Regions from separate parts of the Homo sapiens genome. Here region 1 is linked to region 2. A link is a loop called in an ENCODE intact Hi-C map of the cell type or tissue named here. Cell type or tissue: CD14-positive monocyte. All regions are shown on one strand. Each heading gives the region's core, and the rest is flanking DNA. Links, peaks and the distances in the headings are about the cores only.

The links. A loop is a pair of places that touch in the nucleus more often than their neighbours do. Peaks named below come from ENCODE experiments on the same cell type or tissue, not always from the same donor. Only the 100,000 strongest peaks of a DNase experiment are listed, where the experiment ranks them.
Region 1: a loop joins it to region 2, with 2.3 times the contacts of the local background. A loop is called at or near these places in 46 of 110 quality-filtered maps.

What each region holds. Positions count from the first base shown.
Region 1 is chr6:32,696,141-32,708,435 of GRCh38, reverse strand. It overlaps the pseudogene MTCO3P1. Among named protein-coding and RNA genes, the nearest start is that of HLA-DQB1, 36 kb to the right of the region's middle. In CD14-positive monocyte, for the core only: CTCF peaks have their summits at 7,539 and 7,738 (motif pointing right); a DNase peak (open chromatin) is centred at 7,745; H3K27me3 peaks cover 2,048 bases.
Region 2 is chr6:32,789,666-32,803,177 of GRCh38, reverse strand. No RefSeq gene overlaps it. Among named protein-coding and RNA genes, the nearest start is that of HLA-DOB, 21 kb to the left of the region's middle. RefSeq lists a cis regulatory region at 8,427 and an enhancer at 8,355-8,499. In CD14-positive monocyte, for the core only: CTCF peaks have their summits at 5,750 and 5,954 (motif pointing right); DNase peaks (open chromatin) are centred at 5,587, 6,047 and 8,477; H3K4me3 peaks cover 2,443 bases; H3K27ac peaks cover 2,076 bases.

The DNA.
Region 1 (12,295 bases), core at 3,797-11,796, 96 kb after region 2:
AGCCATTAGGCTGATGCCCTTTGGGTTGGATTTAGGTGGCTTTTGATCAAGGGGAACTTTAAAATGGTGGTGCATGTCCAAAATGGCGATGCTCCTGCTCTGTCAATCCAGATCCTATAGTTATAAAAGGATGAGGATGGTGTGTTCTTTCTGGCTAATTCCTGCTGAGGGGGGTGTGGAGAGTTTTCTGGTCTCAGATTGACTGTAGGAGTAATGCCGTCTGTAGATGTTTTTGGGTAGTTGTCTGTGAAATGGCCATGATCCTGTTGGTTAAAAATCTTTGGAAAAGATTAATTAGGCAGGGTAAGAAAGTTAGTCCTAGGCATATCATTAGGAGAGGGCCCAGGAATGGGGTGACTCATGCTATGATTTTGTTCCCAAACTAAGAATCTATTTGGTTGTGTTGGTATTCCCTTAGCTTTTCAGCCCTTTCTTTAAGTTTTTCGGCAGCATCTCTTACTACGCCCGACTGGTTGAGATAGAAACAACTTTCCTCACCCAGTTAGAGGCAGATGCCCTCTCTTTCAACCATTATAAGATCTAGTCTCTGTCTGTTCTGGAGGACTGCACCAGCTAAGGAGTCTAGTTGGTCTTGGACTCTTACAAGGCTTCAGGCTATATCTTCTAGAGATCCCTGTAGTTCTGTTGAAAGAACCTTAAAGTATGTGGCTAATCCACCTGCTCCCTCTCTAAGTCCAGAGGTTATACCCAAGGCAGCCATTAAGGAATGATGTGGATGGCTCTCCTTTTCCTAACATATTGGATGGATGGGATAGACAAAGGTTGATTAGGAGGAGCTAGTCCAATGGAAGGAGAAAGATAAACTAGAGAACAGGTTCCGGTCCGGTTGGTGGGGAGACAAAGATATGTGTTGGTGCCACACAAAAAGAACAAGCCTTCATCGTAAATACAGGCAGAGATATGGAAAGAGAATAAGTGTGTTAAAGATTGGATGTTGTTTCTTTCCTGCAGTTCCTTACTCCAGATGGACAAGGAGGAGGCCAGGGAGACATCCACTATAGTAGAGATATAGCAAGAGTTGTTTTTTACACGTTTAATGTGATCGGATGTTGCATCATTGATATTGAGCCATGGAAAAAGGTAGGAACCAGGGACAGCACAAGTTAGTTCAGAGGCATTGGTTAAGGGATAGGCTGTAAAACAAGCCAGATGCAGAAACGTTCCATTTGCTTCAGGTGATAACTTGGTAATCAGCTTGGTTAGTCTGATGGTTAGAGGGGTGTTTAATAATGATAGTGCAGTTGCATTGGTTAGGTGTGAAGGATCCTACAGGGAAATTTCCTTCAGAAGCTGAAAAGCAAAGTGAGGCTTATTGTAAAAGGGGGGTGTGTTTAGTTATAGGCCCTCCAATGCCGGGGCCTTGGGGCTTGAAGCATTGTAGGGAGTTGTAATAGGTTTGAAATAATTTGTTAGCCTGATTGGCCCTGGAAGTGGGATAATCGCCGACCACAGTCGCAGTGCAGTGCTAATATTATCAATTATTAGTGTCTCCGCAACTTCAGTATCTCTTATTATTCTAATTCTACTAACTATTCTCGAGTTTGCTGTTGCTCTTATTCAAGCTTATGTCTTCACACTATTAGTAAGTCTTTATTTGCATGATAATACATAATGACCCACCAAACACTTGCCTACCATATAGCTGTACCTAGCCCTTGACCACTAACAGGAGCTCTCTCGGCTCTCCTAATAACATCTGGCCTGGCCATATGATTTCACTTTAATTCTACCACTCTTTTAACTTTAGGCCTACTAACCAACACACTGACTATACATCAGTGATGACGTGATATTGTCCGAGAAAGTATATTCCAAGGCCACCACACAACAATTGTCCTAAAAGACCTCCGATACGGGATGCTCCTATTTATTACCTCAGAAGTATTCTTCTTCACTGGTTTTTTTCTGGGCATTCTATCACTCCAGTTTAGCACCGACCCCAGAATTAGGAGGACATTGACCCCCAACAGGTATTCTTCCCCTGAACCCTTTAGAAGTATCTCTCCTAAATACGTCTGTATTACTTGCATCAGGAGTTTCAATTACTTGAGCCCATCACAGCCTAATAGAAGGTAACCAAAAACAAATAATTCAAGCAGTACTTACCACGATCCTCTTAGGAGTCTATTTCATTCTTCTACAAGTCTCAGAATATTTCGAGGCCGCTTTATTATCTCTGATGGAATCTATGGCTCAACATTCTTTGTAGCCACAGGCTTTCATGGACTTCATGTTATTATTGGATCAACAATTCTCACCATCTGCCTTCTTGCCAATTAAAATTTCATTTTAGGCCCGGCATGGTGGCTCATCCCTGTAATCCCAGCACTTTGGGAGGCCAAGGTGGGCAGATCACCTGAGGTCGGGAGTTCGAGACCAGCCTGACCAACATGGAGAAACCCCGTCTCTACTAAAAATACAAAATTAGCCGGGCATGGTGGCGCATGCCTATAATCCCAGCTACTTGGGAAGGCTGAAGCAGGAGAATTGCTTCAAATGATCGTCCCTCTTCATCCTCCCAAAGTGCTGGGATTACAGGTGTGAGCCACCACACCCAGCCCAGCTTTGTTAATTTTTCTGTTTGCTGGTTTTCTGTTTCATTGTTGTCTGGTTTCATTTTTATTAATTCCTTCTTTCTTTTATTTGTCTTTGCCACATTTAATCATTTCTTTTTTTTATTTATTTTACTTTAAGTTCTGGGATACATGTGCTCAACATGCAGGTTTGTTACATAGGTATACATGCGCTATGGTGGTTTGCTGCACCTGTCAATCCATCATCTGGGTTTTAAGACCTGCATGCATTAGGTATTTGTCCAATGCTCACCCTTCTCTTTCCCTCCACTCCCCAACTGGCCCCGGTTTGTGATGTTCCCCTCCTTGTGTGTTCTCATTGTTGAGACATGTGAGACTTGGATATGTACTCTCATTGTTCAACTCCCACTTATGAGTGAGAACATGCGGTGTTTGATTTTCTGTTCCTGTGTTAGTTTGCTGAGGATGATGGTTTCCAGCTTCGTCCATGTCCCTGCAAAGGACATGAACTCATTCTTTTTTATGGCTGCATAGTATTCCATGGTGAATATGTGCCACATTTTCTTTATCCAGTCTATCACTGATGGGCATTTGGGTTGGTTCCACATCTTTGCTTTTTAATTCCTTCTTTCTACCTTCTATCTTCTTTAGATTTAGTTTGCTTTCCTTTTTCTACCTTCTTAAGGTAGAAGCTCACACCATTGATTTTAAACTTCTCTTCAGTTCTGATGTATACATTTAAAGAAACTAATTTCCCTTCAAGCACTCTTTCAGCTTTATCTCATACATTTTGATATAATGAACTTCATGATCATTCACTTAAAATATTCTCTAATTTTCTTTGTAATTTCCTCTTAGACCTATGGCTTATTTGGTAGTATGTTGATTAATTTCTGTATATTTAGGGGATTTCCAGGTTATCAGTTTGGTGCTGCTTTCTAATTTAGTTGAGGTATTTTTATTTTTATCTTTTTTGGTCAGAGAACATACCCTACCCAGTTTGCATACTGTTGAATTTCTTGAGACTAAATTTATGATCCAGTATGTTGTTCATCTTGATGGATATTTCATGTACACCTGAAATAATATGTATTTTGCCATTGCATATTCTAGTCTAATGTCTTATAAGTGTCAGTTAGGTTGATTTAATTATTAGTGCTATTCCACTGTTTAATATATTTTCCTGATTTTTTTGTTCATTTCTTTTACCAATTATTGAGAGAAGCATTTAAAAATCTCTAATTACGATTGCAAATTTATCTATATTTTCATTTCTGTCAATTTTTGTATCATTTATTTTTAAGTCATATTATTAGATGCATACATATTTAGAAAAGTTATGTTCTTCTTATGGTTTTTCCATCATTATGACTCAAGTTTTATTTTTATTCCTGGTAAAACATATTTTTAATGAAGATTTTTTTTGTTATTAATATGATCATACTGAATTTATTGTGATTTAGGTATTTGTGGTATGCATTCTTTCTTCTGGTTATTTTTTGCCTATCTGTGTAAAGAGCATGTATCTACCATTCTTTGAACATATTCTTATCTCTGACACCTGACACATATCCATCATTCTTTTTTTTTTTTTTTTTTTTTTTTTTTTTGAGACGGAATCTCGCTTCTGTCGCCCAGGCTGGAGTGCAGTGGCGCGATCTCGGCTCACGGCAAGCTCCGCCTTCAGGGTTCACCCCATTGTCCTGCCTCAGCCTCCCAAGTAGCTGGGACTACAGGCGCCCGCTACCACGCCCGGCAATTTTTTTTTTTGTATTTTTTAGTAGAGGCGGGGTTTCACCGTGTTAGCCAGGATGTTGTCGATCTCCTGACCTCGTGATCCGCCTGCCTCGGCCTCCCAAAGTGCTGGGATTACAGGCATGAGCCACCGCGCCTGGCCGTATCCACCATTCTTAAATATCCTTACTTTCTATGATCATCTTTTATTTTTTTTCTCAAGCTCTAGAATCTGTCATAGCTCTGGGTTCTTTTAGAAGAGTCTGGTTAAAAAGCTAGATCAAGATCTGTGTGTTAAGTGTGCTCATTGCTATGGGAATGTCAAAAGTCTAAGATCCTATTTGTGGACATACACATAAACATCTATACATTTATTTCTATAGCTACTTACTTATATTAAAAACCATATGTCTACGTCTAGCCTTTCTAGAAACAAAAATTATGAAATCTATAAAAATGACTTAAAAATTTGCAATCATTGGAGATCTTTTGAAGCATGCAGAATACATCAGGAGATAAATATTGAGAAAAGGAAAGTAACTAGGTGAGTTCAACGTTTACTGTGAGTTTCCCCTGAGAGTGCTTTTCAGTCTAAAGCAGTAGATGGTAGAACAAAGCTCAAGCAGAAAGATGCAGTCTTACCAGGAAGAGAAGACGGAGGTTGGAGTTTGGTGCCGAAAGAATTAGTTGCTATTGAGGAGAAAAATCCCCAAAAAACATGAAAACTCAAAGAGGGGCCCCTATTCTGCATGCAAATTTCTTTCAAATGCAGAATTTTGGGCTCTCCTCTGTGGTATTCTTATTTAGGATTTTCCACTCAAGTTCTACAAATAGTGCGCCACTGCACTCCAGTTTGGGCAACAGAGCAAGACTCTGCCTCAAATAAAATAAAATAAAAATTGTTTTAAAGTTCCACAAATCTTAAAGACCTAAGTTCTGACATCTTTCTACTCAGTTACCATTAGGAGGGAGAAAAATATACTAAGAAAGGCAAGTAAAGAGGAATAAGAGAAAAAGAACAGATGGACCAAAAACAAAAAGCAGCAAGGGGGTAGACTTAAATCCAGTACTTCAGTAATTACATTAAATGCATATTTCTAAACTGGATAAATAAGCAAGACTTTTGACCATACACTGTCCATAAGAAATGCATTTTAAGTATGAAGACACAGGTTAAAAATATAAGGATGAAAAAATATACACTGGGCAAGAAAGCTGGAGTGGCTACATTAATATCAGACAAAGAAAACTTTACAAATAAGGAATATTACTGGAGATAAATTTTTCATAATGAAAAAGAGTCAATACATCAAAAAGACATATAATCCTAAGTGTGTATGTACCAAATGCTATATACAGCTTATTTTCAAATTCACGTAGAAAATACATAAAAATATACCACATATATTGACATCAAAACATTTCAACGAATCTAAAAAGCAGTGAGAACATTGGACAACGTTGCCAAAAACAATCATTTAAAGACTCTGGAAATTGACCAAAGGATACGAACATTGAGAAGCATTTAGTTAAGAGAATCTAAACTGAATCCTAATAAAAACAGCAAAATCAGTATTATTTTGGCCAGAGTATGCTTTCACCAACTTCCTTCACCTCAACTTATGGTGCAGAATTTCTACCTGTGTGGGAGGACAGGCCATGGGATTAGACAGCTCTTCTTAACCTGCCAGAGGGAGCTCACACACATTTTTTGGAAAAGAGCTCACGCACATGCATGCACACACACACACACACACACACACACACCCTCAAAATAACGTCTTGGCATTTTGTAGAAAACAGCATAGACCTCAGGGCAAATAATTATGGAAGGCTAACATCTCAACTAGCTTGAAGTCATGATGGCAGGCCAGTCAGGAATTTTACCAGGGAGATCCAGAGAATGAGATAGTCAAAAATAGCCTTGCTAAAATCTCATTTATCCCCAGTGGTGTGGAAAGCTGTCTGCATCAGCTTGGTTAAGCCTGCTCAGGAGAGACCTGGCTGAATATAAGGACATGTGAAGGCAGAAAGTAAAAATTGGGACATACCTGTAAAGTCCCGGAACTTTGAAAGCATTTCCCACATCCCACTCAGTTCAATGGCAAAGTGTGGAAGCCTTACTGACTCAATTGTTTAAGCAGAATCTTTCATCAATCATAGGCTGACATTAAGCTATGATGACCAGGGGTGATTGTAGGAAATCAGGCTTAATAATGAAAACAAAAATTATTAAACAAACTTAGCAGAGACACCATAGGCTGCATACTAGGGGGAAACAGACTTGGAAGAACTAGCCCAAGCAAGTCACTAACACAAACAACAAACAGCAAGAGCACTTACTCCTAGGGATTGTGGAATCAGAATTTATGTAAAATATCAATATTAAACAAAAATTACAAGACATGCAAAGAAACTGGAAAATTTTACCAACACATAATACATAGGAAAAAAAGAAGCCAACAGAACTTGTCTCTGAGGAGACAGGTTAAAATGATTTCATTTTAAATTGCTCTCATTCTTGAGCATAATGAAGAAACACTCTTTAAGGCAGGTGAGAAATAACTAAGCAGTTATCAATTAGAGTGTTCAAGTAGTGGTTCTGAGTCTTAAAAAAAATAGGAGGGTGGGAAAGAAAGTACAAAAGAAATCAGATTCCTGTTTTAACTACCTTGGAACACATAAAATTGTGAAAATATGTTGAGAAAGTTCTATCTATACAGCCATCTCCAACTGCTGTATAATAGGTGTGCCGGAAAAATAGAAAAAATATAGGATACAATAAAAAATCGAAGATTTTTTTTTTCTGAAGGAAAGGAAGACTTTAGTCTCTGGCTAGATAAGATTCATGCAATTTAAAGGAATCAAGTGGAATCATGAAAATATACAAATAGTTCTGTAGCTGGAGGGATGAAAATTTTTACTACACAATCAGAAAATAAAATGGTAATAAAAATGATCTATTGGCTTCCAAGAAGGAAATAAACAGTTTACACATAAAAGGACGAGAACCAGACTGGAATCAAATTTCTTATCTGAAATATCAGAAGCCAGAAAACAATGAGAGGGAAAAAAGGCTGCCAACTTAACACATGGGGAAGCAGTGTGTTGGCAGGAAAGGCAGTGTAAGAGAGGAGGTTTGTACAGGGAGATGGAAGAGACAATGGAGAGAAGACAATCTGAGCAGAAGCTGTGAGGAGTAGATAGATAGTAGGGAATGGGAATGCTAACGATGGCGTTATTTTAAAACTAACCTTGTGCGGCATGTTTTAAAATTATCATTCCCACACCCTCATTGCATTGTAAAAATTTTGGATTAATATTTTGTTTATCTTTTGGTGTAGAACTGTGCTAAAGGACACGGATTCTATACTACTGGAAGAAGTTCAAGGTTCTTGTTTTAGGAGGACATGGACAGCTGTAGGGATGTTAACTGGGTCATGTTCACCAGTAGGTGGGGACATTGCACTTTAGAAATTCAAGGTAGCTGCCGCTTTCCCTTTTTTCCTTGCCCCTTGGCAGGTCTGGATTTGAGGGGTCAGGATTCCTTGAGGGTGGTAACACAGCCACTCTTATTTCCCGTACTCTTCCTTCCATGTGCTCAGAATATGATGCAATCTGAGATGCAGTTTTGGATGTTTGAGAAGCAAAGAAGCATGGCTGGAGCAGGAGTTAAAGTCTGCTTTTGTTTGAGAACTGAGGAGCTCAGTCTTTTACATGCTCTCACAGGTAAGAGATTGGTACTATAAAATTACATGCTTAAAACAAACTTCACTGCTGTCATTCTAGTGCAAGCCACTATCCTTTTTCACATTGAACATTCCGCCACCATCTGCAGCATTCTTGATATTTCAGTAAGAATGATATTTACTTTACAATTACTATTTTAAATTTATTGGGATATCAGTATATAGTTTGAAGATTAAACAATAGAGATGTATTTTAATGAAAACAAGAGCCCTTCATGCCATTCCTTTACTCCACTGTCATTATCCCCAGTTCAATGACTTTAACAGTAATATGCGTATGTTTTTGTATGTGGGGGTATTAATTTAGACATCCATTGACTTCCTGTTATGAAACCAGATAATTTAAACCACCAAAAATTAGGTCTCTGACATCTTTCTTGTGATTTTATTATCTTACTATGTTTAGTTCCTCTGTAGGTAATCCCTGCATTTTTTATTTATTTATTTATTTATTTATTTATTTATTTATTTATTTATTTATTTATTTTTGAGACAGAGTCTCGCTCTGTCCCCCAGGCTGGAGTGCAGTGGCGCGACTGGCTCACTGCAAGCTCCGCCTCCCGGGTTCACGCCATTCTCCTGCCTCAGCCTCCTGAGTAGCTGGGACTACAGGCGCCCGCCACCATGCCCGGCTAATTTTTTTTTTTGTATTTTCAGTAGAGATGGGGTTTCACCGTGTTAGCCAGGATGGTCTCGATCTCCTGACCTCGTGATCCGCCCGCCTTGGCCTCCCAAAGTGCTGGGATTACAGGCGTGAGCCACCGCGCCCGGCCAATCCCTGTATTTTTAAACACAGTACTCTATTATTCTGTCAGTTATATTCAAGATCTCTTGAGTTTTCTCCTTGTAGATGAAGCTACTGCTAACCCTATTCTTTCCTGCTCTACTTTTTTCTTTATTTCATATCCCAACTTCTGGCATTTATAATTTATCTTTAATATTTTCAAACCCGATAGTATTTATGGTTTGTTTGTAACCAGGTATTTTTTAAACACGTATGTGCTCATTATTGAGAATATATTTCCTTTGTTGGGCATCTTTTAATTTTTATGAAGATTCTATTTGCAATTTCTTTTCCCTCATATATGTAGTCTACTTTTTAATCATATCCTCAGATGTTTTGAATATCTCAACAATACTGTAAAATTTATGGGATCATACTTATCATGTTTATCCACTTCCTGGTGCCCTTAGTTCTCTAGTTTCAATCTAAAAGAAATGATTTCCAGGACTGCTGAGCAGATGTCATCTTGGGATTCTCTTCATTGTTTTCTTTGGTAGAAGATAATGTTTCAGGTATCTGATATCTTCCTCTTACTTGCTTTGACTACCTAATTTTGCTACGACACACCGTCTGTTAATATCCAAAAAAGGATATTCTGGAAGCAAATTTTTCTAATCTTTGCATGTCTGAGAATAATTTTTATTCTAGATTCGTGCCTGAATGAAATTTTATGGGTTTATAAGTATGGGTCTAGTCAGGAGAGAGAGGAAATCACACAGTAATGTAAAATGAGAAAGATCAATATAAAGAAATACGAATCTTAACAAGAGATCTGAGTAATAAGAGATTGGCTAGAAAGAAGTAAAGAGAACTCTAAATAATATAGCAGTGGCAGATATAATAGTGCATAATATAATATAATACGAAATGGCTACTTCCCTAGTGTATTAGTCAGGGTTATCTAGAGGGATAGAACTAATATGATAGATGTATGTATAAAGGGGAGTTTATTAAAGCGTGTTGACTCACATGATCACAAGGTGAAGTCCCACAGTAGACCGTCTGCAATCTGAGGAGCAAGGAAGCCAGTCCGAGTCCCAAAACCTCAAAAGTAGGGAAGCTGACAGTGCAGCCTTCAGTCTGTGGTTGAAGGTCTCAGAGCCCCTGGCAAGGGAGAAAAATGAAGGGTGGAAGACCGCTAGTCTAGTCCTTCTACGGTCCTCTGCCTGCTTTTATCCTAGTGGTGCTGGCAGCTGATTAGATGGTGCCCACCCAGATTGAGGGTGGGTCTTGCCTCTCCCAGTCCACTGACTCAAATGTTAATCTCCTTTGGCAACACCCTCACAGACACACCCAGGAACAATACTTTGCATCTTTCAATTCAATCAAGTTGACACTCGATATTAACCCATCACCTAGGTTAAGATAGAGCACCCAAGAAGGAGCCTTCTCCAGTTTTCTTTCCAAGGGTGAGGTCAGACCTTGTTAGGGAGGCACTTCCATGGCTCACTGAATGGCAGAGAGGTAGTTGTTGAACTGCTGCTCCAGCGGTAGTTTGCTGTAATCCACCCTCTGGGACTTGTCAGAAATCCTTCCTCTAGGGTGTTGGGAAAGCTGTTCCTGTAAGGTTCATGGAAGTGGGGTGGTGGTGGTCACTCTCTGCTGTAAAACTGCTAAAGGGGGTGTGCATGCCTGACGAAGCTGCTGGGTGTTGCTGGCTGCTCTACACTGCAAAAGCTGGGTGCTGAGGAAGCCGCAAGAGTCTGATGTTGTAGAAGCCAGGTGAGAACTTGCCAAAATTAATGACAGACAACGAATCACCGATTACAAATCTCGGAGAATACCAAGCAGGATTAAAAAAACAAAAACAACCTACACTTAAGTATATTATATTTAAACTTTAAAAAGTTGAAATACATAAATACTGTTTAGAAAAGCAAAGAAGGGTGAGAAAAGTACAAGTTATTACATTTTATGTATTTCTTAAAAATGGATATAACAGGTAGATATTTGTTGATATGTATTACAAAAGTTGGACAACATAGTCATGAAATATATTTAGATACTTTAAATACATATATTAAACAAGGGAAGAAATAAAGTACTACTCAAATCAATAAGAAAGAGTTAAATAACCTAATAGCAATGTTGGAAAGTAGGTGAACCGGCAATTCACAGAAGAACTCAAATGGCAAATAGCGTATGCAAAGATGGTCAACTTTCTCTACAATATTTGACACAGAAACATTATGTCATTTCAGTTTAAATATAATTACACATTCATAAAAATTGGGGAGCACACCTTTGAAGGGTTACTAATAAATTGTCTAGAAACATTGTTCTAAAAGCTGATGTGGTTTTGGAGGACCAAATGTGAATATTCAAAGGCACTTTCATTTGTTGAGCAAAACACCAAGTGGAGAAATTGAAGATCCCTGATTGCGAAAGGATCCAAGTGTTTAGAGCAGAACTGAAATCCTGAATAATGGTTCTCTCCATGTAGCAGGCAGAGAATGTGACTAGTGGAAAACAGAGGTTTATGTAAACAAAAGCAGCCTAGATTTGGACATAAAATTCATCAATTAATGTATCCATTCATTTGTCAAATAATTATTTAGCTCCTACTAAGTGCTATGTACTATTCCAGATAAAATAGTCAGCAAGGTAAAAATGTCCCTACCTTTATGAGTTTTAATTCTAGCAGGAAAGAAAAAATAATCACATAATATACAGATATGCAGTATTAGGTGGTGATTCTTGCTATGAAGATACAAATGAAGAAAGCTGAGTAAGGGGATAGAGAAACAAGGGCTTACCAGTAGTAAATTTCCATGCAAACAGTGGCAGGCTAATTTCAAAATCAGAAATATTTTATTATAGTTTTTCTTGGGTTATTAGTGTCAGACATAAGAAAAGTGCAGTAGATTTACTACCACAGATTTTTGCACTTGTACTTATTTTGAATGAAATGTACTGTCAAAGAACGAAGCAGATGGACTGGGCTTATATCCTGTCTCCTTGTAGTAGAGAATATTGAGTCTGATGTGCAGACCAGCAGATCCTTTGTGTATCACCTGCACCACTCCCTCATCCCCTCCATAAGCTCACATCAGGAGTAACTATGTTCATGTACTGTAATGTGAACTCATCCCCTGGCAACACTTTAGTGGTGTACAGTAAGCAACTGACTGGTCTAGGAAAAGAAGCCCTAGGGCAAAGGAGAGATGAATTGAGAACATCTTGGCAGGGACCATTTTGTACTATGTGAATCTGAAAGCAGAGATATATAAAATAATGAAGATGACAGGCAGAGAAAATTAGAGATAAGAAATATACAGAGGATTTCTTGTATAACACACAGTGTACTATCCTTAGATCAATCCTTTTACATATCTTCTTTGGCTTCTGTGAGTTAGCCCTTTGTTATGATAACAAATTTTATCTTTTTGATCAATCTAACTCAGGCACTTGTGTTCCCCATGATGACATGCTCTCACGATGGCTCTGATTTATTTAACATACAGAGGAAGATC
Region 2 (13,512 bases), core at 2,530-10,529:
TAGTAAAAACTATTTTAAAATGCATATGGAACCAAAAAGGATACATAGATACAAAATAAGGACATGAAAACATGTGCAATGTCATTAGCCATTAGAGAATTACAAATTAAAACCACAATAAGATATTACTATATACCTATCATGATGGCTAAAAATAAAAAGTAGGCACAATACCAAATCCTGGTGAGGATGCAGAGAAAATAGATCACTCACATTTGGCTGCTGGGAATGTAATATAGTACAGCCACACTGGAAAATAGTTTGGCATTTTCTTTAAAAGCAAAACATGCAACCACCATACAACCCAGCAATTGCACTCCTGAGCATTTATCCCAGAGAAATGAAGACTTATGTTCAGAGAAAAATCTGCACATGTATGCTCATAGCAGCTTTATTCAGACAAAAACTGGAAACAAACTGTGGTATATCCATACTAGGAAATACTACTTAGCAATAAAAACGAACAAACTGGATACAGGCACCACGACCTGGATGAATCACCAGGGAATTATGCTGAGTGAAAAAAAAAATTGCAAAATGTTGTCTACTAAATGATTCCACTTACATAACACTCCTGGAATGCCAAAACTATAGAGATGGAAATTAATAATTGCTGTGTTAATGAAGAAGTGGAAATGGGAGGGAAGTGGCTGTGGCTACAAAAGGGCAAAATGAGGGATATTATAGTGATGAAAGTGTTCTTTATTTTAATTATATCAATGTCAATATCCAGACTGTGATAATTTACTGTAGTTTACAAGATGTTATCCTTGGGGGAAACTGGGTAAAATGTACATGAGATATCTCTGTAACATTTCTTAAAAGTGTCTGTGAATCAACAATTATATCAAAATAAAAAGTATAATTTAATACAGCATCTTAACATTTTCAACAAAACTAAGTGTCAAAGTATCCCCATAAACCTCAAATACAAATTGGTGAGGACAAACCACTAGTAGTTGCACGTTATTAATTTTTCCTGTTATGGATTATGCCTTTGGTGTCAAGTCTAAAAGCTTTTTGCTTAATCCTAGATCCTGAAGATTTTCTCCTGAGAGTTTTGTGACTTTATGTTTTACATATTAGACTTTGATCCATTTTTATTTCTTCCTTTGAAATCTGCACGCCTTTTTTTTTTCTCGCCCATTACATTATCTAGAACTTCCAACGCCATGTTGAATAAGCATGGCGAGAGTGGACATCATTGCTTTGTTCCCGATCTTTGGGGGAAAAATTTCAGTCTTTCACCGCTGTGTTAGCTGTAAGATTTTTTGCAGATGCTCTTTATCAAATTGAGGCAGTTCCTCTCTATTTGCATTTTCTGAGCATTTTATCATGAATGGCCATTGAATTACGTATTCTAATACCTCATATATGTACATCATTAACTTGGATTACGCTTCTTTAAATAGCTGCCTGTTCTACTGGTTGTCAAATGAGCTGTATCCTTTCTATTTAATGCCTACATGAAGTTTTTAAATATGGACTCTATGTCATATATTTAGTCCCTTTCAGGTTTCCAACATAAAGTGATACTATTTCAGCTACTTAAGCACTTATTTAGGATTTATGCCTCATGTAGTTTAGATTTATTATGAGTTTGCACTTACATTTGATTCCTTTTTATACTCCTAATGTCTTTTTTTCTTAAACAAGTGGCCTATATATTTGGACTCACAATATTTATACATCCTCTGTCACCAGGGGTACATGTCCTTATACCTTAAAGCACGTGCTTCTGGAGTCCTGTCGTGTTACATGTTTCCTCTAAAACAAACCCTCCATGTTATTTGAGAGCCAACCCCACTTTTCAAGTTATTTAGGCTGCTGTAACCTCCATTAATAAAGGATTCAAAAGTCATAATTGTGTGATTCTTTAGGAATTATCCAAAAAGGCAATCTGATTTATTTTCCAAATATCCTGGATCTGAAATAATCTATCAGAGTTTATTTCTATGCTTGGAAAGCTTCCTTGGATGTCAGCATTTGCGATTTTCTTACTTAGCTTATGTAGCTAAGTAAGAAATGAATTGCTTTTGTTGGTTTCTTAGTACATTCTGTCCATCAAGTACATTGAGTTGTTTAGAATTGTTTTGAGTCAACAGTGTAACAAGCATCCAAAATCTTGTATAGTCAATTTTGTTTGACTATTGTGCTAGAAGATCAATTTCTATTTCCTCTGTTGACAATATCCTGAGCATTTTGAAGTTACACAATTGCAGTGGTAATTTAGCGGAAGAGTGTTAACATTTTAACCTAAATAATTGATTTTGTATTAAACAAATTCTGATGTAGGAATGTATTTAGTATTAACTATATGGAATTCTCTATAAATCTCATAAACAGAGTAGTTGCTTTTTTGAAGGGGATTAAAAATTAAATATCAACATTTTCATTTTAGAAAATAAAAAATGTGGCTCACGCCTATAATCCCAGCACTTTGGGAGGCTGAGGTGAGCAGATCACGAGGTCAGGAGATCGAGACCATCCTGGCTAACACAGTGAAACCCTGTCTCTACTAAAAAATATGAAAAATTAGCTGGGCATGGTGGTAGGTGCCTGTAGTCCCAGCTACACGGGAGGCTGAGGCAGGAGAATGGTGTGAACCCAGGAGGTGGAGCCTGCAGTGAGCCAAGATCATGTCACTGCACTCCAGCCTGGGTGACAGAGCAAGACTCTGCCTAAAAAAAAAAAAAAAGAAAAGAAAAAGAAAAGAAAAAAATGTCTTTTTTCTTTTTAAAATTTTCCTATTTTAATATTTAAAATTATTTTATCTTTTTTTTAAAAAAGTTATACATGACATGGTTTAAAACATCAAATACAGATGGTTCCTGACTTATGATGGTTCCACTTAAGATTGTTCAGCTGTGATGGCGTGAAAGCAGTACACATTCTGGAAGAAATGTACTTCAAATTTGAAATGTCAGTCTTTCTCTGGGCTAGTGATATGTGGTATAACACTCTCACCTGACGCTGAGCAGCAGTAGTGAGCCACAGCTCCCAGTCAGCCACGCTAATGTAAGTGTTCTGAGCATGTTGAGGGTAGGCTGGGCTAAACTATGATGTTTGATAGGTTAGGGGTATTGAATGCATTTTCAACTTGCAGTTTATCAGGACACAAACCCACCTGAAGTCAAGGAGCATCTGTATTTCTACAGGGCTTGTTATGCAAAACAGCTGACCACACTGCCTCCCCATTCCTCTTTCCAGACAGAAATTCTAGTAGATAGTCCCATTTTACAAATGAGAAAGTGGAGGCTTAGGGAGGTTAATTAAGACACGCAAGTTCATATGGGTAGGAAGCGATGGAGCTATGATAAGAACTCAAATCCATATGGTCCCCAAGCCTGAGGTTTGAGCTATATTGCTTCGTGATTACAGGATATATTAGTTTCCTATTGGTGCTGTAACAAATTACCACAATTTAGTGTTTTAAAACAACAAAAATTTATTGTTGGACAGTTCTGGAAATTATAAGCCTAAAATGGGTCCTGTTAAATTAAATTAAATTTGGCTTAAAGCGGCCTCTGTACTTTGAATTCCTACGTAGTATACTGAAATCTAACTTAATGTGTAAGAAAATTGTACCCTAACTTAAGAGCATATTCTTGTAATAAATAGCTGAGTCTCAGGCAAACACAGCAGCCAAGCTTCAGGCAATCACAGGTTGCCAACTGATCAGACCATGATCAAATAAGGCAAATACTGAGCTGTAAACAAGCTGCTTCTGTATACCACTTCCTTTTTCTCTCTATAAATATTGCCTGCCCCTATTGCTCAGTGGAGCTCTCTGTACCTCTTCTGGTCCTGGATGCTGCCCAATTCATGAATTGTGCTTTGCTCAAATAAATCAAAATAAATTTCATTTGTTCAAAGTTTTTCTTTTAACACTTGTACAGGGCTAATCAAGGTGTTAGCTTGTCTGTGTTCCCCTTCTGAAGGCTTTAGCGGATAATCTGTTTTTTGCCTCTTCCAGCTTGCAGCGACCAGCTGCATTCCTCGGCTTGTAGCCCCCTTCCAGCAATCACTTTCCTCTGATTTTTGCTTCTAATATCACATCTCCTTCTATTCTCTTGCCTCTTTCTTTCACTTAGAAGGACCCATGTAATTATATCAGGACCACTTGGCTAATCCAGAATAATCTCCCCATCTCAAGATCCTTAATCTAATCACTAATGCAAAGTCCCTTTTGCCATGTAAGGTAACAGATTCACAGGTTTCATAGATTCAGATCTTTCAGGGGTGGCAGTTGGGGGCATTATTCCATCTACCACACAGAGTAAAGTTTCATCTGGATGACCCACAGGCCCTACAAATACAAAATGTCTAATATGGAATGTTCTCTTAAACTGTCCTTTCTTGATGACTGGAATTACTAACCACTTGGTCTCCCAAGCATCTTCTGCTCTCGCCTTCTCCTCTCTCCCATATACAATGGATGACGACACATCATGTTGCATCTGCTCCCTCACATGTCTCTGACCCTCTCTCTAGATCCCTGATCCTACTTTAATTCGAGCCCCATCATGTCTGGTCTGTGTTACTCTAACAGTTACCCACGCTGCTTTCTCTGCTTTCAATTTTATGCTCCTCTAACCCACTCTTCCCATCAGAGTAGTCTTTCTAAAACGTGAAGCTGCCCATGACCCTTCCCTTACTATCAGTCTGCATACTGGTCCTACTGACTGCAGATCAAAGACCCAAGTCCTTAGCCTGGTGTGTGAGGCATCCATCCCTAGCCCTCTGCTTCATCTGTCACCCACCCATTTTACCAATTCCGAAAGACTTTCACTTCCCTCGAAGCCTGTCCAAGTGTCCAAGCCGCTCATGCTTTGTTAGACTTGGAAGCCATTCTCCATATACCCTCGATCAGCTTGAATGTCATTTCCACTAGAAAATTTTCCTAATTGTTTGTGACTTCAATGTCCTAATTTTACACACATTTCTGCTGTGCCCCTTTGTTTGCTAATATGTCTCCTGGGTGGTAAGCAGGACTCCGTGTCTTATTAATATTTTCCGTCTCCAGAATTCAGCCACTGTCTGCCACACAAGTGCATAATGAGTTACTATACTAATATTATGCAGCCATGTCCCCTGTACAGCAGTTCCCTGGATCTCATGGCTTCTTTTTTGATTTGCCTTGTTTGTTACCAACTTCCATCAGTAAGACAATCTATCCAATCCTTGTCCCCTTTGCCACATCACATCCTCAGGGCAATAACAAAGTTGTTAAGTTTATGCACCTTCTCCACTTGGAGCAAGGCCTCACCATGTCAGGCCTCCGCCTGATTCTCCTCCCTGCCTGGGATGGCAGATTTTGCTCTAGTGGGTCTCCAGGCCGTGAGGTCTCCTGTCTTTTATGTTCTGATCCGGGTGGTGAGCTGCAGCTCACTACAAGTCCTTACTTGTCTCTGCTGGCCTTTAGAGACTTTGTACTCAATTTGGAGGAACTACTCTTGATGGATTGTAAGTGAGAGGATTTCCTGGTCTCCCTCTGGAGTCCGCCAGAAAACCACATTCTCTGCTTTTCAGCGTTGACTGCTCATGCTTACGTAATTTCTAAGAGTAAGAGCCTATGGACTGTCCTGGCAGCAAAGAATTCGCTCAGGATTTTGCCTGAAGCTGCACTTCCGGGGTCTCGCTTCATCAGAAGACTTCTTCATTTTCATCATCGGCCCAGCGATGCATGGGTACCTCTTAGGGTTTAGCCCCAGAATGTACTGGGGGAGGGGAGGGTAAAGTAGGTGGGGAAGGAGTCAGAGTCGTAGGTCACCTGTGGCTGGAGTTTTGCATCCCTAATAAACGGGAAATGAACTGAAGGAAGACTGGGTTTTCACGTCAACACGAAGGACACCATTACGATGCTAGACTAATCATCAAATAAAATTCCAGATGGAAAAAATTCAGAAACTTAATTTGGAATTTGAGCCCCGCTCTATTATGCAACGTTCCCAGCCATTGCTCCGCGGATGTAATGTGGACTTCCACCGCCAGATGGCGATCGAGACCGTAATTTAAGTTGGTTTTCTCAACTTCCTCTGGACTGAGTCCCCGTGAAAATCCCAAGTTTAACGAGGGGCTTTCCTCGCGTAACCTTCGCTTCTGCTTCCTCTCTCACATCACCTCAACCTGCGAGACTCTGAAAGGGATAATGAGGGTTGGGGGGAATATGGAAATTCAGGGAAGGGAGAGGGGGGTGGTGTGAAGCTTTCCAGACCAGCCACACAGAAATAGCGTACCAATAGTGGTTTAGAGCACAGACCCCCAGCCAGAATGAGTAATTTAAACAGCCCTACGATGTAATCGTTGTGTGCATATGCATCTCTATGCCTCTCTCTCTCTCTGTCTTTCTTTCATCTGAGACAGGGTCTCACTCCCTCTGTCCCACAGGCTGGAGTGCAGTGGTGCAATAATGGCTCGCTGCAGTCTTGACCTCCTGGGCTCCAGTGGTCTTCCCACCTCAGCCTCTGAAACCACAGGGTCTTGAACTTCTGGGCTCAAGTGATCTTCCTGCCTCGGCCTCCTAAAGTGCTGGGGTTACAGGTGTCGGCCACCATGCCTGTCTGCTATTTAAGTGCATAGAAGAATGCCTGGCACTCAGTTAGTGTTAAATATTTATAAAATAAATTAAAATTTTATAACACTACACACATGTTGTTGAGTATGTCATAAATAGAGACATATTTAATGAGATGTCAACATATATCACGTTAATGAATTAAGTAAGTTTGAGAATATTAGAGAAGAATGATAATAGATTAACGGAGGAGGCTGGGCGCAGTGGCCCACACGTGTATTCCAGCACTTTGGGAAGCCGAGGCAGGCAGATCACATGAGGTCAGGAGTTCGAGACCAGCCTGGCCAACATGGTGAAACTCCTTCTCTACTAAAAATACAAAAAAAAAATTAGCCGGGTGTGGTGGTGTGCGACTGTAATCCCTGCTAATGGGGAGGCGGAGGTTGCAGTGAGAGGAGATCGCACCACTGCACTGCAGCCTGGGCGACAAAGCAAGACTCCATCTCAAAACAAACAAACAAACAAACAAACAAACAAAAAACAGACGAAATAGGGTTTGAGTATGTAGTCTGCTCTCAACATGAGATAGTAAAGTCTTTGCTTCCCTTATATTCTGTTAATTAACTCATTTGATGCACATCGATGTATAAAGCCTTTAACTTCTATTTATTCTTTTCCTTGAAAAGCATGCGGAATGCCTTCTCAGGACTCTCCCATTTTTTATTTGTGAACACCCACTGGCATTCCCGGATACGAAGCTTGCAAGAAGGTGTGAACCGCCCTATACTCGTGAGCCCCTGGGGCTCTGTACTCTTTCCAGCCCACATTTGACCTCAGTCAATTTTTAAATGATTCCAGCTAAATTCTTCTTACCAGTGCCCAGCTGTACCTGCCTTAGGTAAGCAAGCACTCAGGCAACAACTTTCCTAGATTTCAAGCTAGTTGGAAGCTCAATCCCAGCTCTGTGATGGGTTGAAAAAAATTGCGACCTTGCAATTTGTGTGATTTCTTTCATGTTGCAAGGAAGCATCATTGTTTCCAGTTCTCTGCATCCCCAAGCAGAAACCAGAACTCTATATAAACGTTTTTAAATGGAGACATTGAGAAAAAGTACCCGAGAAACCAATGAGATACAGGAAGAATGCTTCCAGCACTAACATGAATGGGGCTTGGCCATACAGATAGAAGGGTTGGAAACTCTTACGCCTTGATTTAAACTCTCTATGCATATTCTGAGCACGCTGGGGAATGTACTACTACTAGGCTTGATTTGGATTCATGGCTACTACCTCCCACAAAATGATAGGTCTTCTGTTTTAGTACGTGAGATAATTCCTCAATCGATCTTATTGCTGCTATTTCTGTTAAGCATAAACAATGATTTGGGTCACAAATTTCAATGGGGTTTAAATTCCTTTGTGCATCCCAACAGGTAATCCTCTTACTCTGGGCTATGAACTTGCTACTGCCAAGATGGATGCCATGAAAAAAAGAGATCTCATCAAAATGGTCACAGAGAGATGGAGGGCCTCTGTGTAGATGGCAGGGTGGTGGTGGCCGTGTAACTAGCTGCCCGGTGAGGAGCAGCCCTTGGGGAGAGCCCAGGTAGGACCAGGAGAAGCAGAAATAGAGAAAAGTGAAAGATCGAGGTGGAAAGAACATGAGGGACAAGAGCTCTGCATGGCCACATCACCAGCAGTCTTGTTATTACAATGAGGATGAAGGGACTGAAAAGAGGGGAAGAGATGGAATTCATCAAACAACAGTGCTCATTCATACAAGGTAAGTATACATGTGGCCTTTTCTCTCTCTATCTGAAGATGTGGCTTACTGTAACAGGAACTATCATGGGCATTGGACGGCTGTCTCATGGTGATCCCATCCTCCTCTACATCCTAAACTTTTTTTTGAATGCATTTCTGTATTTTGACTTCCTCTCTCCCCAAAGTTCTTGTTAACTTCTGAGTATGACTTAGCTTCCTTATTCTTTGAAATATTTGAAACCCCTAACTTCCTCTCCTCTGTGGTGTAACTCACATGGCTTCTTGATACCAGGAGGCACTGTCTGCATACAACCTCATATTATGAGGATGAAATGCCCATGAATCCTACCAATCTGAGGAACAACGCATTTGTCTTCTCTGACAAAATACGGGTGCCACATATTCTGTAGGAAAAGGTGGTGTTGAGGTCAGAACTTCTCTGTTTCTCTGTCTCTCTCTCTCTGGTTCTGGAAATGTTGAGAATATGAGTGAAGGGAAAAAGATGGGCACCACGTGGAGGCAATTTCATGGTGGCATGAAACAATTTTGGGGGCATGAATGCCATGGGCAGAACATCAGGGCCCCAAAAGGGAAATACACAGTACTTTCTTTGGACTTCAGTGCTCTCTTTTATAGTAATGGAAACCACAAGCGCAGAGGAAGGGGAGCTGATTCTATAAAAAGAAGTTTATTTCCTACTTTAAAAGATGATTTTTTGACTATCTTCCCACAATAGAGCCAGAGGATCACAGGGGAAAGCTACGATCCTCAATTATAGAAAATGATGTTGGGTGCATCTAGCATCACAGAAGCTTTAGAGGACACAGTCATCTCAGGTACCTACAGATAAGGAAGAAGTACCAATGAGAGTACCTACTCGTATTCTTATTCATGGAAGCGAATCCCTTCAGGAACCAAATCATTTAGCTGCTGGTAGATGTTTCTTTTGGCTCCTCTCTCTCCTGAGCTCTCAAACACAGACTTTTTTTTCTGTGTGCCTCTGCTTTTGGCAACTCTGTTCCAAGAATAAGAATATTTGTTTGTAGATGAGCTTGCTAGGTCGGGGATCTCTTGTATAGGGAGATGGTGAATCACTGAGCAGGACACAGAGGCATGAGTTGAAACAGTGAGATGTACCTTAGTTTAAAGAGAGGTCACAAGAGCTCATGGACCATTATTAGATAAACTCTAAATTAGAAAAAAGAACCATATTTCTCTTTTGATAGTCACATAAAAATTGAAGCCATACTCATTCTAATAAAAAGTAACATGCATAGCTCTTCATTGCAAAGCTCATCTATTATTCATAACAGGCATATAGGGTCTATATCATTTTTACAGAAGTGGAAATAGCATGTAATTACTAATTTAGTTTATTCATTAGTTTTCCAAAAGTGAAATAAAGAATTTTCCCTTTGACTTCCTACCTGGTAATTTGAAAGAGATAAATTTGTGACTAAAAAGAGTACTTCACATCATACACAAATAATTAATGCAACTGATTGACCCAAGCTAGTGTGTGTGATATTGTGATATAATAGGAAGTATATATTTGGTTTCTGACCCTGGTTCCTGCCCTTCAGCTCCTAAAACTCTTGGAATCTCCAGAGTGATAAGAGTGTCTTTTGCATGCTAATGAGGTGACTGGTGGCTGGGGCTGGTCACCAGAAAGACCAAGGCAGGATTAGAGGGTTGGGATTTTCAGCCCACTCACAATCTCTGGGGAGAAGGGAGGGGCTGAAGGTTGAGTTGACTGCCAATGGCCAATGGTTTAATCAACTCACCATGCTGACATAACAAAGCCTCCATTAAAACCCAAAAGGGCAGAGTTTGGAGAGTTTCCAGATAGCAGAACACGGAAAGATGCCTGGAGGATAGGCTCTTGAAGAAGGTGTGGAAGCTCCGCACTCTTTCCCCCATACTTTGTCCTATGTGTTTTGTTTTTCTTTATCAATCTGTTCGTCTGTATCCTTTGTCTTATCCTATGTAATAAACCAGTGTATGTAAGTGTTTCCCTGAGTTCTTTGGGCTGCTCTAGCAAATTAATTGAACCTGAGGAAAGGTTTGTGGGAACCTCCAATCTATAATTGGATGGTCAGAAGTACAGGTGATAGCAACTGGCATCTGAAGTGGGAAGGGGGCAGTTTTGCATGACTGATCCCTCAATCTGTGGGATCTGATGCTATTTTTAGGTAAATAGTATCAGAATTGAATTGATTTAGAGGAACCCGGTGTCTGCTGGAGAATTGCTTGGTGTGGGGGAAAAATCTCCACATACCTGATGTCAGAAGTAACTGTGTAAGACAGAAGGAAAAATGCTTTGGAGTTTTTTGTTTTTTCTCCCCATCTCTATTTATATAGGTTAAAAATGTGGCTGGGTGCATGCCCATGATCTGAGCACTTTGGAAGGCCCAGGCAGGAGGATAACTAGAGGTCAGGAGTTCAAGACCAGCCTAGGCAACACAGTGAGACCCCCCCGCATCTCTAAAAAACAAACAGAGACAAATACATAAATAAATCAGTACAAGTACAAGCCTCATAATCCATTATGAAAGTGTCAGAGTGATGAATGCCATGGGCATAGTAACAGTTAATAAAGAAAATAATGTGTTGGAGGAATATTTAAGATAACTGAGGCTGCTACAAGCAAAACTACAGAATAATTTCATCATATACATTTTTTTTTGTTTCCAAATTAGATACAAGATTAAGCCTTGGGTCTCCCTGGCAGTGGAGGGCGATTCTGATATTCACATATAACTACCCACAGGGCATGGATTCTGAGAGATGCTGATAAAAGAAGTTGGTGTCTTCTTGGCATTTGTCCCCAAGGATCTTCCAATACCCAGAGAATCTGCATTTACACAGATCATGCTCCCTTGGGAGCTTCTCTTGACTGCCCCCCACACCCTCATTCGTGGCTTTTCCTCTTTGATCTCCCACTTCAGTCCTCACACCTGTCAACACTGTGCTTATTACCATGTGGAGTGGTTAGAAGATCTTCCCAGAGTCAAGACATTTCCAGGGTCACCCTTCTCTTAGGCATTTCTTGGCACGACTGTCCTGAATAAAGGAAAGGAGATGAAGGTGATGTTGAGAAGCATCTAGAGGGCTGGAGTCAGGGGGAACCGGCTGAGGCTGTTGGATCAAGTTTTAGCCACTGGTAAAAGACCTCCAAGCTGCGAATGCTATTGCCATCTGTGTAAAGTCGCCTCCGAGATTAGAACATGCCAAAGACTGAAGAAAGAGGTCTAGGTAGCATAAAGCCATCATGTAATTGAAGTTTCTTCCGTTTCCAAGGACAGGAAGCGTGCAAATGGCTCTGCGTTCTCAGTAGGGGTGGGGCTAAGAAGTGAGCCTGCAAATGGTAGTTTGGGCGAAGACTTGTGTGATGCATGCAGGGACTCAAATTTAGTGTCCTCTGAACACAAACACCCTCTATGATCCGGGTTAGGTATCGCTCCTGTGAACGTTCAAAGAACACCTTTATATTCTGAGGGGACACCGTTCATCATCAGATCACTGTTGACGGAAGCCAGGTGACAGCTTTGTATTTCGTGTTTTCCCCTTTAGTAATGTAAAAATAGAAGTTATTTCTCCTTTCTTCCAATGTAGGATTTTTTTTTTTGAGAGGGTCTCTGTCACCCAGGCTGGAGTGCAGTGACACAAACACAGCTCACTACATCCTTGACCTCTTGGGTTCAGATGGTCCTCCCGCCTCAGCCTCCTTAGTAGCTGGGACGACAGGCACATTCCACCGGCCCGGCTAATTTCTTTTTAAAGTTTTTGTAGAGATAGGGCTCTCACTATGTTGCCCAGACTGGTCTTGAACTCCTGAGCTCAAGCGATTCTCTCACCTTGGCCTCCCAGAGTGTTGGGATTACAAGCGCGAGCCACCACACCCAGCCCAGTGTAGGAATGTTTAATTCCTCCACTTGCTATCAAAGAAAACTGCTAACTTTCTTATTTCCTAATTTCTCTTTTTCTATTTGCTTCTCCTTAGGTTCTGCTCTTGGGTGCTATCTCCTTAGTTTTGAGAATATGAAGGTTTGTTTAGAAAAAAAAAAGCAGAAAAAATTCACTGGAAGATTTCACATTTGTATATATCTTTATGAAATGTGACAGTGAAGTGTTAGGGTAGAGATATTTGATCTGATTACCATTAGGATAAAATCAAATCTCCTTACCATGTCTTACATGTGTACTTGTCCAATCTTGTCTCCTATAATTGTCCAACCAACCCGTTCTGTTCCAGCCTCACTGGCCTTCTTATTCTTTCACGAAGCTCACACTGTCCTCCAGAGCCTTGCACTCTCTTTTGCCTGGAATGCTCTCCCAGATCTTAACATGATAGGAAAACAAAAGACAACTGTTTGTCATGTCTACTACAGTCTCAGCCCCATGAGGCAGAGTCCATGCCCATTTTCCTTCCATGCAACATTCCTGGCACCTAGAGAGTGACTGATGCATAATGGCTGGTAAAATATTTGATTAAAAAATATTTTAGTGTATTTCCTCCCCCAAAATATACATACACAACAGAGGCAGTTATTTTGTCTATATCTTTAGCACATTTTAGGCATTTAGTAAATTTCTGTTGAATCCATATGGAATTCTTCAGATTGATCTGTGAACACTTTAGATTTGAAAAAGGAGAAAATCATAAAACTAAGGGTAATGGGGAGAGAGCAAAACCAAAGGCAGACATGGGAAGATTCTCCTTATACAAAATACTTTTTCCATGTCTATAATGAACCCCCAAATTATCTGGATACTTACAACAGTGGTAGCAAGGGAATGTCTCGTTAATGCAGGTTCTCTATTCTCCTCAATTAATTTCAGGTCCTTAATTGTGCATGACATATGAAACATAAAGGGTGTTTATTTGCTAATCACCAGCATTAATTAATTCAAAGACTTACCTGAGATTCTGTTTGCGCAATAAAAATTAAAAAGATTACTCAGTAATACATTGGGAGAGGTGTAACTGGGGCATTAAAATACGAATGTGTGTCTAATTTTCAAACATCATAAGTATTTTGAAAGCACTTATACATAATCAATTAATATATGTTGTTAACTAAATTCATATGAATAATATGTGATATAAATTAGTGTTTTGTATTAATTTCAAGACAATTAGAAAGAGAATGTCACCATCACTCTTTTGATTCAATCAACAGTCCTTAGACTGGTTCCTTGTAATGAATTTAATGGGTTAGTAAAAGCTGT